Linked DNA regions of Mus musculus: region 1 is linked to region 2. A link is a loop called in an ENCODE intact Hi-C map of the cell type or tissue named here. Cell type or tissue: heart. All regions are shown on one strand.

Evidence for each region. A loop is a pair of places that touch in the nucleus more often than their neighbours do. Peaks named below come from ENCODE experiments on the same cell type or tissue, not always from the same donor. Only the 100,000 strongest peaks of a DNase experiment are listed, where the experiment ranks them.
Region 1: a loop joins it to region 2, with 2.3 times the contacts of the local background. A loop is called at or near these places in 3 of 42 quality-filtered maps.

Annotation. Positions count from the first base shown.
Region 1 is chr15:77,334,698-77,342,697 of GRCm38, reverse strand. No RefSeq gene overlaps it. Among named protein-coding and RNA genes, the nearest start is that of Gm41352, 25 kb to the right of the region's middle. In heart, CTCF peaks have their summits at 504 (motif pointing right) and 4,589 (motif pointing left); DNase peaks (open chromatin) are centred at 5,577 and 6,187; H3K4me3 peaks cover 1,223 bases; H3K27ac peaks cover 2,142 bases.
Region 2 is chr15:76,970,027-76,978,026 of GRCm38, reverse strand. No RefSeq gene overlaps it. Among named protein-coding and RNA genes, the nearest start is that of Gm35933, 14 kb to the left of the region's middle. In heart, a CTCF peak has its summit at 4,161 (motif pointing left); DNase peaks (open chromatin) are centred at 3,426 and 3,856; H3K4me3 peaks cover 1,267 bases; H3K27ac peaks cover 1,934 bases.

The sequences.
Region 1 (8,000 bases), 360 kb before region 2:
CGTCCTGCGTCTCCAGTTCTGATCTCGGACTTTCTCCTCTGTGGTCTGAATTGCAGCACCAGGTGGGAGGAGGAGTGCAGAGGACTCAGGACAGGGTGTGGGGGGAGGGGAGACATGGACAGGACAGGGGAAGGGAGGTGGGGGCTTCTGAGGTCTTAGGCCTTGGTTTGCTGGCTCCGTTGCTTCTGCCTATGCAGAGCAGAGAACACCTCGGGAGGGTACAATGATGGACTTCCTGATGGTCAGTCAAGATGCTGAAAAACCCGAAAGAAAGTGGATGGGTGTAAGATACCCCTTGCTAGGGCACGTCCCCAGTGATTCCTTCCAACAACTAGACACAGCCTCTTAGTTACCGCCACTTTCCAATGACATCATCAGGGTTCCTGGGTTTAATGGTACCGATCAGGAGAAGAGTAGAGAGGACCATTGGGAAACCCACTTCGGTCAATAGGCCAAGGGTGGGACAGGGGAGGGATGGCAAGAGAAACTGTGGGAGTCCAGCAGGGGGCACTCTGCCTGCGGGCAACTCTCAAAAGGGGGTAGAGTCATAGATAGAGGCGTGGTTTCTCAACCAGTGAGTCCCAACCTCCTTGGGGTCCAAGGACACTTTCACAGAGGTCCCATCTCAGACATCCTGCATATAAGATATTTATGGCAGTAAATAATTTACAACTGTAAATGTTTTTGGGTTTTTTTGGTGTGTTGTTTGGTTGGTTGGTTGTTTTTTCGAGACAGGGTTTCTCTGTATAGCCCTGGCTGTCCTGGAACTCATTCTGTAGACCAGGCTGGCCTTGAACTCAGAAATCCGCCTGCCTCTGCCTCCCAAGTGCTGGGATTAAAGGCGTGCACCACGACTGCCCGACCATAACAGTAAATGTTATGATTTATAGCAGTAGCAAAATTACAGTTATGAAGTAGCAAGGAAATAATTTTATGGTTGGAGGTCACCATAACACGAGGAACTGTATTTATTAGGAAGGCTGGGAACCCCTGGCGTAGCGTAACTTACTTGGGGCAGAAGATGGTTTAGCTCACCACACTATCGCGTTCTGAGAAGAGGGGGACTTGATTGTTTTAAAGCGTGGTGGATATTTGACTGTGTGGGAGATACAGCCTTTGTTCTCGAACGTCTATCATCTGTGCAGCCCAAGGGAAGGCTAAAACTTGGACAGCTGCTTTTTGTAGAAAGCCTTACTGTTGAACACATTTTAAAATCGTGATTAAAAAGGTATTCCAGCCTAGGCCCTCGCGTATTTCTAAATGCCTTTATTTACCTCCTCGAATACTGTTTTTTGACTAGGCATAGAATTTTAAGTTCCAAATATGTCTAGAAGAACTTGGAAGAGACAGTCTTTCCTCCCTGAATGCTCATGAATTCCATCAGAAGAACAATGCCTGCCTCAGAGGTCAAAGAGTTTAAAGGAAGAAATCATCTAAGAAATACGAATACTTGTCCTTTTAGGCAGGCATTAGGATATATGGTAGTCAGACTAACCTGGTGACTTGATGTCATGTAACTTTTCTGTTTTCTATATTTGCTTCTTTTTAAAAAAAGATTTATTTATTATTATATCTAAGTAGCTGTCTTCAGACACACCAGAAGAGGGCATCAGATCTCATTAAGGATGGTTGTGAGCCACCATGTGGTTGCTGGGATTTGAACTCAGGACCTCCGGAAGAGCAGTTCAATGCTCTTAACCACTGAGCCATCTCTCTAGCCCATCATGCTATTCAGTCTCTTTGACTGAATTCCTTTCTCACACCTGCCTGTTTACTCAAGCTTAGTTGAGGTCTTTAATAAACAAGGCTTTAAAAACTATTTCTGTGCAAAAGAGCATTTGGAACCTGATACTAGGCAATACCTGCAGGGCAACCAGGGCAGTAAGAAGAGGAAGGGAGGCACCAAGGAAGTATGTGTTGTCAAGGCAACAGCCTCTCCATCAACCATGCTGGGAAATGCCAGGGTGGAGCAAGCTCAGACTCATTCCAGCCAAGGTGTGGGAGAAAAGAGGTGTCTATTCCAGGTCCTGTCCACCATTGGCTGAGGGCCACTTCCAGAAGAGGGCATGTTAGTTTTTTTGATACATCAGAAAGGTACACAGTTGGTAAACAGAACCCTGGAGATGAATGAGGGGAAAAAAATTCAATTAAAGAAATAACGTTGGCTTCCTGTTGGAGTTGGAGTCACTGTGAACCAGAGTGGTTCTAGGCAAGGATTCATGAGCAAGGGATCTATACAATTGAATTAATGGCTTCATGGTTGTCTCACACGCCTCTGAGGATAGTTAATGACCCCATTATGGTCCTTCCTCTTTCCTTAAGTGCTGACCCATATGTTATGGAGCCTGGTGCTGGCTTCTCTCTAATGGTTTTGTCCTTTATTGCTTTCAGAGGCTTTTGTCATTTGCCTGGAGCCCGGGGAGAGGATGAGACAGAGTGTGGCACTCTACTCTCAAGGCTGCCTTGGGGACAATGGTTGTCCCTCAGCTGCCAGGCACAGTCTCATTTCCTATTTCTCCCATCTTCCTCTGAGATTTGCCCCTAGGGTCTGGAGTCAAGAGCTGCTGCTCACTGCTTCCTTGCAGAGAGGAGAACAGAAGGGATTAACAAGTTGAGACTTCTCAAAACATCTGAAACAACTGTCTTCTTGGTAACCTCAAGCCCTTCCTACCCCTCAGATGTGCTGGGGGATTTGGGAAACTCCAGGGACTCCCCTGGTTCCCCTCCTGTACATAGTCTAAGCCCCAAACTTCTCCATGTTTCTGTGTGTATCTCCTTCAGGAATCTCTTTCTCTCTGGTGATATTCCTGTCTGTTTTCCAGACTTGTGTGTGAGTCTATTGTTTTGTTTTGTTTTTAAAGATGTATTTATTTATTTATTATGTGAGTATACTGTAGCTATCTTCAGACACTCCAGAAGAGGGCATCAGATCTCATTACGGATGGTTGTGAGCCACCATGTGGTTGCTGGGATTTGAACTCAGGATCTTCAAAAGAGCAATCAGTGCTCCTAACCGCTGAGCCATCTCTCCAGCCCGAGTCTATTGTTTTAAAGCATCTCTTTTCTGTCCTTGTTACAAACTAGAGACAGGAGTAGCAATAAAAACATGTGCTTGTCTGATCATCTTTAGCCACATTCCAAGACAGATACATACTTTTTAAAGTATGGACCAGTGCTATAAATGTGGGTGTCAGCCCAGCATGGCGATCACAGCAGAAATCCCAGCATGAGGGAGACCAAAGCAGAAGGAACAAGAGCTGAAAGCCAGCTCAGGTTACAGAGACCTCAAACAACAACAACAACAAAAAGGAAACAAGATTAGGTTGTCTTCGGACTTGTGCTTCCTTTGAGCAATGTTGCTGAGATGAACGAAACATCAGCCGAGGCCACAGCCATTCCTGCCGAAGGCCAGATCTGTGTGTTTTCCTGTGAAGCTTCACAAATCACACCAGATGTTCCAGGAATTAGGATCAGAGTCTCAGTTCCAAGGAGGGTCCAGCAAGAGGGTCAAATAACACCCAGCAAGTGGGTCAAATAACACAGCGCTTAGGATACATTGTTTACTTTTTTTTTTTTTTTTTTTTTTTGGAGACGGATCTCTTGTCACCCAAGCTGATGGATAACGTTAAACTTCTCATCTCGCTTTCATCTCCCAAATGCTAGAGTTACAGGTGTGCATAAGGACCAAACCCAGGGCTGTACATGCTAGGTAAGCATGCTGCCCTCTGAGCCAAATCCCTGGCCTGTTTATGTAATGTCCTATGTATTATATGGAACATGCTAACACTCAAAAAGTATTTGCCTGAAATTCAAAGTTAGCTGAGAATCCTGTACTTTATCTGGCTGCCACATTGAGAACTGAGACGCAGGCAGGGCGTGTGTGCCCAGGACTAACCAGCCCCTTCTCCGAGGCCTTTGTTCTGATGATTCTTAGTTTTTTGTTTTGCAAAGGTCTCCAGCAGGGCCATGAGTGATGGTGGGTGTGTGCATGCAGAAGAAGCACAGTAAATATTTACAGATTGATAGTAAGAGCCAGGGGTGCTCAGCGCCCTGCCTCACATAGGTCAGAGTCCACAGAGGGTGGAAGAAGAGGCGTGAACCACACACTTCATGCCTCCTGGGTTTCATGGCTGGGGCAGGAAAGGCTCTAGGGTGAAGTCAGACCTGACCTCGGAGAAGGAACAGCTGAAGCTTCTAGAATGTGGTCAGACCTGAGCGGCAAGGTAGGGAGCAAAAGCAGGGAGCTGAGGACTCCCTGAGGTGCAGGAGACTAAAGGGAGTGTCAGGGGAGGGATGAGCTGGGAACCAGAGGGTTGGCAGAGCCAGTCAGGCCTGGAGGATGTGGTCAGAGAGTGTCACCCTGTGGGAGACAGGACAGCAGAAGGGCTGAGCACAGGCTCAGATTCCTGCATTCTGATGCAGGCTTTTCCTCCGTGGGGCAGGGAGCCTAGCACTCCGGCTCATTAAATCAGTCTATGTATGTGACATTTCTTTTATAAGCTCCGCTTTCCCTAGACAGCCCTCTGAGGCTCTGGTACCCACATCATTTTGTTTCAATGAGGCAGAAGCCCAGTGTGATCATAGCTGCCACCTCCTGGTGATGCTCATCAAAGACACCTTGTGGATGCTACCCAAGCCTACCTTTTGCTAGCATGGAGGTGGTGGTGATGGTGATGATGGTGGTGGTGATGATGCTTGTCACACACATAGTGACCATGCACTGGTCCAGAAATAAGCTACCCCTAGTCTCATTTGTTCACACAGTAAAAGGCTAAGGAAGGGCTGGCTAGGGAGAAATGTGGGCAGACCCCTGGAGAGCAGGGATGCTACAGAAACCTAGAAGGGGCTAGTCACAAAGGACACAGCCAAACATGCTCTAAGAGAGCAATGAGTCTCAGAATCCAGGGAGAATCTCATGAGGAAAGAAGTCGGAACTGCCCGGTGCAACGGCCACCATGCTGGGGCTGCTCATTCGGAGTCCCAGCATCATCGTCACATCACTGCCTCACCAGAGGAAGTCCTGCTGGCCTTGATAGCTTCAACCCCTACTAAAAACGTGGGTTCGGTTTAATTTTATGTTTTAAGGAGATGACCAGAGGAAAGAGAATACGGTGGTTGGTCCAGGTCCCGTTGGTAGGACAGGGGAACTTGGGGCGGGGGGTGGGGGGATGGGGCATACACATGAGTGAGATTACTGCAAGAAATGGGTTTATGTGTTTATCAGGGCAGACTGGGTAAATTCAAAATCTGCAGGGTGGGGAATGAAAGAGCTGGAAAGAGTGAGCACGCGCTAGTGCTGCTGTTCACAGCAGAATTCCTGCTGCTTCCAAGAGTCTCAGCTATTCTTAGATGACTCTTCCACTGAAGAACTGAGACCCACCCAGGTACTAGGTGTCTTAAAGTAAAAGAGCCATAAGCCAAGAACAATGCCTGCTGGTACCCCCAGAGTAACAGAGACAATGCCTAAAGCCTGGGCGTGTGGAGACTGCAGCCTAGCCGACTTCATGCCTAACACAGACCCCTGGAGTGGCGTAGGCCAACACCGTGTTGGGAGGAGCCTGGGGTACCACAGAAGTTCTGGGTTTGGGTGGGGCCTAGACGAGCTGCCAACCGTTTGGATCTGCTCTGCTGGCCTTGCAATGCTGTTCCATCTTGGTGAACTCGCTATGCCTCAGTTTTGCGGACTGAGAAATGGAGATAGTTACAGTGCTGTCTGTGGGACGGCTATGATGGGAATCAAAGGGACAAGAACGTGAAAGGGGCTTGAAACTAGACAACAAAAGCTCGTTGTACGACTTTGCTACCCCGAGCTCCTCACTAGGAAAGCGGTCCTGGGCTTGCGCGCGCCCCCTAGAGGAAAAGAAGAAGCAAGAAGGCATGAAGGCGTTCCTCTTTGGGAACCCTAGTCGCTTTGCTGTACGGCTTTGCAGAGCAGGCAGAAGGTTTCTTTTCTCCATCAGTTAAGGGATACTTGTGATGTATCACCACGGTCTCAAAACAGAGGTGGAGGCAGGCCACTACTCTTGCATCAGCAGGCAGGAACCAGCAGAGAGCCGCCTCCAGGGGGCGCGATGGAGCTTCTGCTGCGGTCGCGGGCCGGAGGCGCGGCTCGCCCCAGCGGGCTTCTGGGCGTTCTTGGAAAACCCTTGGAAAACACTGGACTTCCTGCCACGAAATGGGTGGGGACCGCAAGCATTTGCAATCCCGGGTAACACTGCGCCTGTAACTCCATTAGCACTGCCAGATTGGGGGACACCCATCACGTGGCCTGTCTGCTTTACGGGCCAGCCTGGATTTCTTGGAGCCAAGCTGGTTTCTCTTAGGTCCCTGGATGACCCAGGCTTACGTTTTTGATCTATTTGAATGTGTCTGTTGCCTTTTCCCTGCTGTAACCCAGGAGCGTTCCTTTAACTCAGCAGACCACACAGTGATGCAGGACAGACAGGGGGTCTTTCAGAGTCTGTAGGCGGTGGGAGCATGCAGGTCGTTGTTAGATGCTTCAGTGGCTGACCTTTGGCACAGCAGGCTAAAGGAAGGAAGAGGCTGAAGCAAAGGAGCTTTGGTTAAGACTCCCCAGCCAGGCGCCTGAACCAAAGCTGGTACCCTTGGACTCAGCCCTGCGTGGGCGCAGATGAGGCCGCTCTCATCCTGGACTCTTAAAAGCAATGGGAACCTCGCACACACAAATCCTCCAGAGGTCTCTTCCTAGCTAGAAAAGAAGCAGGCCAGGATCAGGAATGGAACCGGAGTCCTGGAAGCAAGCAGGAATGAAACCAGGTCTCCAATCCTGTTTCTACGAGTGCCTTCGTGACCTTGAATAATGCCAGTTCCATGACCCTCAGTCTCTCCTCGTTACAAGATGGGCTTGCTCTTGCAGAGGACCTGAGTTCAGCTCCCAGCACCCATGTGAGGCCTCACAACCATGTTTAACTCCAGTTCCAGGGAATTCAACATCTTCTTCCAGCCTCCACAGGCAACGTGCACACGTATATGTGATGTGCTGATATACAGGAAGACAAATATTCATACACATAAAAATATAAAAATATTGAAGGAAACCAAACCTTCAGGGTTTGGGTCATGGCTCAGTTACTAGAAAGCTTGCCTATCACGTGCTCAACCCAGGGTTCTGTCCCCAGCACCAAAATAAACCAGGGATGGTAGTGTACACCTGTAATTCCAGAGCTCTCGAGGCTGAGGCCAAAGGATCAGAAATTTGAGGCCAAAAATAAATAAATAAGTAGGAATAATTTGTGATCAGCTTTACTTAATTGTAGGTTTGAAGCCAGCCTGGGCTACTGAGAGCCTCGTCAAAAAACCACCTCACCCACCTTCCTCCATCAGTGGTTCAGCTACCTTCTTTTTTTTTTTTTTTTTTTTTTTTTTTTTTTTTTTTTTAAAGATTTGTTTATTATATGTAAGTACACTGTAGCTGTCTTCAGACATTCCAGAAGAGGGCACCAGATCTCGTTACAGATGGTTGTGAGCCACCATGTGGTTGCTGGGAATTGAACTCAGGACCTTCGGAAGAGCAGTCAGTGCTCTTAACCGCTGAGCCATCTCTCCAGCTCCCTCAGCTACCTTCTGAAACTACAGGTGAACCCCACTATTTGCATTTCTTCCAGAATCAGGGCCAAGGAGAATCACCTCTGTTTTCCTCAAGTCCCTGCTCCTTACTCTGGGGAACTAAGGTGACAGTCACCTGAGTCCAAGGAAAACAATTCCTTAGGAAAAGGAGATGGGTGGGAATTTCTAGCGTGGAACTAGCCTGCAACAACCAGCCAAGAAATGTTTGCTGGATGAATGAATTCACGGTCAGTTGGTTTGTATACAGATAAAACTTCGAGCTCTAGGCCCTACAGAGCTGGTTGCTCAAGGCCTTCAGAAACCTCTCATATTTCTTCATTGTGACAAAGGGCTTAGAACGTGGCCTGTGGGGCCGAGTTCGAACTCTTGTTTTGACACTGCTAGATGCTGAATCCTGGGCAAATGATTTAACC
Region 2 (8,000 bases):
TTATCTGGGTTGCCTGGTCTGCCCTCTGATTTCCTTGGGCCTTCAGATGTGTTGGCTGTTGGAATAGGTAGCAACCACCTCCTTGGAGAGCCAGACTTCAAGGAGAGAAGGCTTCTTCTCTTTATTCTTAAAGGTTTTTAATTTTCAGTCAGTAGCCCCTCTCCCTATAACTCACGGCACAGACACTGAGAGCAAACAGCTCTGCTTCTGGGCCAATGTGCCCTGTGGCAAGGTTTGTGCCTGTACGGTGGCCCATTGAATAGTTAAGGCTGCTCAGGCCTTCCTAACTCCATTGATGACTGCTTCCATCCATAAAGAGACCGGCTTCTGCCTCAGGTCTGGAAATGTCCTGGAGATCTGGACAGCTGGCCTGAGAAGTGTCCAGTATGTCCTCACCGTCATGGCAGGGGACCTCAGGGATGTCATTGGGCATCAGTGTTGCAGGGAGGAGATTCTGTGCTACAGCAAAAGTGAGACAGAGCTGACCAAGCAGCAGACTATGGTGCTGAGTGGTTTGGGCATTTGACATCCACCAGCCATTTGCTCCTCTTAGGAGGATTCTCACAGCATAGGGAACTGTTAAAGTCAGGTCCTGGTCCACAATGAGCTTTTTAGCTTCCCTATCTAATATAGCAGACTGTGCCATGCAGACAGGATGGCCAAACAGAGAACACTGGGTCCCAACGCTTGGATAGATAAGCTACAGACCTCTGCCCTGGTCCCAGGGTCTGGATGAAAAGGTAGGATGGTTTAATTATATCTGGGTCAAGATGGGGCATGCGTCAGGGCTCCATTTAGTTTCCTGAAAACTTTTTTCCTTTTTTTCTCTGTTTCAGTTCACTTTAAAGGCTGGTCTCCTATAGGGCCAGAATAAAGGGGCTGGGCTTTTTTTAGCAAACACAGAAAACCAGAGCCTGCAATATCCCACCCAACCCGCCAAGAATTCTCCTACCTGCTTCTTGGTTTAGGGAGTGGAGATCTGTAGGATTGCTTCCTTTCCCATAGAGCAGAGAGGTAGGTTTGTTTGTTTGTTTGTTTGTTTGTTTGTTTGTTTATTGCCTTGAGCAAGCTTTGTATCCCAGACAGGAGACTTCCATTTGGCAGAGCTGAACCTCCCCCAACCCCCCTGAACTTCCGGAGTCTGGACATCTCAATGTCTGGAGCAGCTGGAGCAAATCTTTTGTATCTTTCAAACAGATGGCGGTGGCAGCTGCAGCCAATAGATCATCTACATACTGGAGCAGCTTTGGATTAGGGCGTGACACCCTGAATCTTGTTACTTCTTTTGTAATGCTTCCCAAAGAGTGTAGGGGAATTCTTGAGCCCCGGGAGGTAGTCATGTTCAGATTCGCTGGCTGGTCTCTTTGGACATTGAATCAGTCCAATGGAAGGTGAATATGGCTGGCACATTGGCACCACAGGATAGAGAAAGGATCCTTAAGGCCCAGGATTGTATAGACCTGGAGGTCTAGTGGGAGGAGGCTGAGCGAAGAATATAGATTTGGAACAATAGGAAGAATAGTTCAAGTCTACTTATTTACCTCTCAGAGAGCCTGGACTGGCTGATATAATCTGAGGTCCCTGATTTATGGACAGGCAGGAAAGGCAAATTCCAAGACAACTAGCAAGAGGTGAGACTGTTAGTGTCTAACAGCCGCTTGATATAGGGAGCAATTTCCAGCCTTTTGGTTCATGGGATATTGCCAGACCCTTTACAGGGGTAGCTATAGCCAAGAGACTTACAACTGGTGGGTGATGTGCTGCCAAGCCTGGAGATTCTCAACCCATACCCCAGGACACTGGTGGGTGATGTGCTGCAAGTCCTGGAGCAGGGCTGCTGGGTCTGGCTTTGTGTCTGCTGTGGAGTCTGGGGGAGCTAGAAGATGTTCTTCAGACAGACGGACAGTTAAACTGAGTTGGCAGTAGGTGCAAAGGAAAGTTTAGTTTCTTGAGGAGTAAAGATGGCGGTGGTGTTGGGTACAAAAACCCAAAACAGCACAAGCAGTCACAAGAGGCCAGCAAAGCAAGTTCTTTATCTTAATTAGGCAGCAAAAACTGACCAATTAGGGACAACATCACAGACTCAGGAGCCTGACTACATCTAAGAACATTTGCCGTAGTGTTTAAGCAGATTACAAAAATCTATTGTACTCCGGCTGGCTCTGATTGATCGGGGCCGAAGAACAGACTCATGCCGCTGGTTGGTTTAGGGTAACTTGCTTAACATTCACGGCTTACCTTGCCAACCAGGACGTTAGTTACCCACACACATGTCTTTCTTAGCCAAGCAAGTTACCCAGGGAGGTCTTAGGAACTTACATTTTATTTCATCTCTGTTCAAAATGGAAGTTGTATTCAAAATGGTTTCCATTTGGATCCTTCTTACAGTGGTCCCTGGTTTTCAAAGATTGGTGGAAGGGCAGTCTGGGGCCACTACAGAAGACCTGCTTATGACCCAGGCTGACTGTCCACGCTGGCATGAGGTGATTGTCCTTAATGGTGTCCATGGCTCCCCAGACTGGCATCTTTTATTGGTAACTAGTCATTTGTTTTTGTTTTTGTTTTTTGTTTGTTTGTTTGTTTTTGAGGCTTTCTCCATTGGCCATGAGCAGTCTGACCAGTAAGACACACAAAGTGAGTTGACAGGAAAGCAGCCAGCATAACCTATAACCTTTGCCTGTCTCTTTTGTGGCTCACCAGCCACCAAGACAGCTTCACCTCTGCCTTTCCGTGCTCAGTTATTGCAGACTTTGGGGCCACCTTGATGAACCGACAGGTATCCAGCCCTGTAAAACCCTTTCGCTTTTGGAGATTTTTCGGATATCCGAAGCTGACCGAGGGACAAAAGCCAAATTTAACAGCCTAGGGTTTTCCCTAGGGGGGAAAAGGGAGTATAAATTCTGAAAGTTTCTTTGAATCATGAGAAATGCCCCCAAAAGACTCCTCTGGACCCCAAAGAACCTCGGTAGTCTTAAACAGTTAAGACTTAAGGCAGTTTTTTGAGCTGCACCTGAATTCTAGTCATTAGATACCCGTGAAAAGTGTCCAAGGCCTGGGAACTTGTGTACGTGCTGTACGGGGTCCGAGTCACGATGCTTGGATGGAAAAGCTACTTTAAAAGCATTCAAACCAGTGACTGAGGCTTAGAAGTCTCTGCTCCAAACATCCCCAACACACAGGAGTTGCCAGGTCTGGACGACAGATTGCAGGAGGGCAGTTAGGGCTTGGGACTTAGTTAAAATGGAGTATTCGGATCTGAGTCTTCTAGTTATAGGGATCTGAAGCAGACTAGGAAAAGGCGGTGCCCTTCCTCTAAATCATGATGAGGCGGTGCCTCCAGTGACAAAAAACAGAGGCTGGAACCTGAATCCAGGGCATGGAGGGCTCTCAAGAGGAAAACTAAAGATGGTGAAGGAAGTGCAAGAAGTTGGGGAAACCAGATACGCCACGTGACCAGTAATAGCCACGGAGCCGAGGGTGGGGGTGGTGTTAAGGAAACAAAGAGTTTAGATCCAGGAGAAGCCAGTGAAGTAGGGGTGGGGTGCGGAGGTGGGCAGGGTGCGGTGGGACTTCATGGAGGAGTCTGAGGTTGAGCGGGAGAAGGAAGAATCTGCAAGAAGTGGAGTAGATAGGTTGTAGACAAAGGGAAGGGAGACCAGTAGAAGGTTCCTTGGCCTCTGAAGGCAGCAGGACAGGTGGCGGAGGCTGGCGACAAGGAGCCTACCCGCCAGAACCAGAGCAGGGCGTGTACACCACCTCTCCCTCCCCCAGCCGCCCCCCCCCCCCCCCAAGCCCTTCTGCAGATCTTCCGTCCTCCCTGCAGGACCAGGAGTTCCGCATCCGGGATGGGACTGGGCCGGGGCCCAAGTGAGCACAGCCTCTTCAAGTCCCGGGGACTTTGCCATGTGAAACAGGTCCGGGCTCGGGCCCGACCGCGGCTCCAGAACCACCCTCCATTGTCGATCCCCGGGCCCGAGAGGCGCCGCGGGAGGGGTAGGGGCTGTGGCTCCAGGACCTGGAAATTTCCAATCTTTGAGAAAAAAGAAGACATTTCTAGCCCGGGAAGGGGGTGGGGGTGGGGATGGGGGGTGGGACACTGGATACGAACTAGTAACAGCATAGAGAGGGCGACACCTACTGGCAGAATCCTGAAAAACTAGCAGAATGTCAGAGTCAATGTCCACAAGCAACAGAATCAAGAAATCAAATCAACAACTAACTCCCTAGGCTAAACTTGCTTGTCAGGCATTTAATCATTCACACAGTTGGCCATCCATCCATCCATTCAAGCAGAACCGAAACCATATCTCTCCTGAGAGGCGGAATCATAACGCACGTCTCCACTACTGGGGTCCCAACTCAGTGGGAAGGACTGGGAAGAAATTGATCAGAAAATTTCTTCCCAAAGCAGATTTTCTTGGCTTATCCCCTTATCCAGAAGACTCCCCGTCGGGGGCTATCCCTTTTATCCAGAAGGCTCCCTGAGGGGGTTTATCCTCCTCAGCCAGAACCAAAAGCCAGAACCAGACTCACCTCTGAGGAGTGTTAGACACACAGCAGTCACTCCAGCCAGACCTCTCCAGAGAAGAGGAGCCTTGGAATGTCTGTCAGGGGGCACCCCCCACCCTGTAGCCTCTCCATGGCCAGGAAGGTGTGAGCTAGGCTGAGTCCCACAGAGCATGGGGGAGCTCAACAGGGGCCTCCAAATGAAATGATAGTTACTTCCACGCTAGAGACTTACTGGCAGTCATTCGGATTAAGTCAATAAAAGTTCTGAGTCAAGCCGGGCGTGGTGGCGCACGCCTTTAATCCCAGCACTTGGGAGGCAGAGGCAGGCAGATTTCTGAGTTCAAGGCCAGCCTGGTCTACAAAGTGAGTTCCAGGACAGCCAGGGCTACACAGAGAAACCCTGTCTCGAAAACAAACAAACAAACAAACAAAAAAAGTTCTGAGTCCTTTTTAATGGCCAGACCAAGAGTGGGCTCACCCCTCTGATATGAGAACTTTTGGTCTCCAAGCTCAGGGGTACAGCATTTTTAAAGACAACCACAATTACATCAGTGCTTAGGGAGTTATTACATTAGTGAGGGATTTGGAGTGGCCTAGTAACATCTTTGCAAGGTGCAGCAACATCTTCCAGACACCACATATTGTGTTTAGACCATGGTCAATGTTATGGACCATCCAAGGGCCCTCACCGAGGTGAGTGTGACTATTGAGGGTGGATAGGGCAGAGTGACCAGGCAGGCACGCATAACGCTAAGATAAGATGGCTTCCCTTAGCCACATCAGACTACCCTCTACCATGCTTCCTTGGGTGTTGATGGGCGTCTCTATCTGACTCTGGGCTGGGTCTATGATAGAATTTGCCCTCAGGTTACAGGCATGGTGCTTAAGGGTGTGTGTCTTTATCACTGTCCTCAAAGCCTGTAGAGCTGTCCTTTTATGGCTAAATGAGTCCCCCAGCAATAAGGGCAAGACCACATGACAAGCTGTATCACTTTTCCCAAATCCAGAAATCCTCTAAAAGAAACAGTTGAGGGGTTGGAGAGATGGCTCAGAGGTTAAGAGCACTGACTGCTCTTCCAGAGGCCCTGGGTTCAATTCCCAGCAACCACATCAGACACCCTCATATGGATATACATGCAGTCAAATCACCAATGCATATAAAATAAAAACAATAAACAAAAAACCATAAAATATATATCTGTACAAACACAAACATAAATATACATGTACAAACAGAAACAAATATACACATGCACAGGCAAAAATATATACCATGTATGCATGCATAAATATTCACATATACACACATAAACATATAAACATACACATGTACATATATAACTATATATATGTACACACATGCCTAAGTATACACATGTACAAACACATAAACATTCATATATACACACATAAATATGTACATGGACACAAATACAAATATGCACACATACACATATATACATGTACACAGAATAAACATATATGTACACATGTGTATATTTGTATCTCTATGTGTTTATATGTGCATATTTTGTGTGTGTATATGTATATATTTCTTACATGTCTATAGTTATGTGTGTGCATATGTGTGAGTACACATATAGTATATTCATGTGTGCGTACAAGTGTATGTGGAATAGTTATACTGTGCACATGCCTACACACATGTATGTACATGTGTATATTTACATATAGACATGTGTCTGTGTATTTGTGCATATATTGTATGTTTATGTGGGGTGGTGATTTCAATAAGAATGGACCCATAGTTTCATATATATTCAATGTTTTGTTACCAGGAAGTGAAACTTTTGAAAGGATTAGAAGGATTGGGAGGTGTGGCCTTGTTGGAGAAAGTGTGTCAATGGGGGTGGGCTTTGAGGTTTCAGAAGCCCATGCCAGGCACAGTCAGCCCCTGCCCCCCTTTCTCTGCCTGTGGATCAGGATGTGACTTTCAGCTACTGCTTCAGTGCCTCCATACTCCCTGCTGTGATGGTACATGGATTAAGCCTCTGAAGCTGTAAACAATTCCCAACTAAATGCTTCCGTCTTATAAGTCTTGCCTTGATTGTGTTGTCTCTTCACAGCAATAAAAGAGTAACTAAGACAGTGTACATTTACATGTTTGTATATGTTTACCTGTTGTAGTGGCTATTCCTGGTTGTCAACTTGACAATATTTGGAATGAACTACAATCCGGAATTGGAAGGCTCACCAGTGACCCTTATCTGGAGGCTTGGAGATCCTTATCTGGATCTTGGTTTGAAGATCTTGAGCCATAGTGGCTATGGATTCCAGAAGATTGAATCTCCGAGTTAAGGAACACACCTTTAATCTGGGCTATGCCTTTCATCTGGGATTAAAGGTGTGGTGGAACACACCTTTAATCTGGGCTACACCTTTTGCTGGAGACAATATAAGGACATTGGAAGAAGGGAGTCTAGCTCTTGCTCTTGCTCCTTCGCCTGCTTGCTGCGTGAGACTGAGTAACTGCTAGATCCTTGGACTTCCATTCACAGCTGCGACTGAACCATTGTTGGGAATTGGGCTGCCGACTGTAAGTCATCAATAAATTCCTTTACTATTTAGAAATTATCCATAAGTTCTGTGACTCTAGAGAACCCTGACTAATACAGAAGTTGGTACCAGGAGTGGTTCTAGAGTAACAGAAGTACAAGGATGAATCTTTTAAAATACTGGAATTGGCTTGTTGATCCACCAGCACTTTCAAATATTGAAACCTCTCCAGATTCTCTCCCTCCTGGGAGCTCAGAGAATTTTGAAGACCCATGGTTGAAACTATATTCCGAACTTAAAGAAGCTAATGCCCTTGATTTTCTTAATGAATTAGGTGATTCAGTGCACAAAGCTTTCTACAAGATGGGGAAAAAATCGAAAAATGATTTTACTGGCTGGCTGCTCTTAGTATCTGTGGAAAAAATGATGAATGAAAGGAAGGAGTTGTGTGATAAAATCGAAAGGCTCCAGACACAAGTAAACGATCTAAAAGTTGCTAAGTGTGTCCTTGAGGAGAATCTTCTCTCTTGTAGCAATAGAGCTCAAGTTGCAGAAAATCAAACAGAAACTCTCATTGTAAGGTTGGCTGAACTACAGAGAAAATTCAAGTCTCAGCCTCAGAGTGTGTCGACAGTTAAAGTAAGGGCTCTAATTGGCAAAGAATGGGATCCTACAACATGGGACGGGGATGTGTGGGAAGACCATGTTGAAGCTGAGAATTTTGAATCCTCAGATTCTCAAGGGTTTGCCCCACCTGAGGAAGTAGTACCCTCAGCCCCACCTCTTGAAATAATGCCTTCCCCACATGAGGAAATTAATTTTGCAGAGTCTGCTTACGGCCCACCAATAGTTTCTTCTAGACCTGTAACCAGACTCAAAGCAAAACAGGCTCCTAGAGGGGAGGTAGAAAGTATAGTCCATGAGGAAATTCGCTACACTACTAAGGAGCTTAATGAGTTTGCTAATTCATTCAA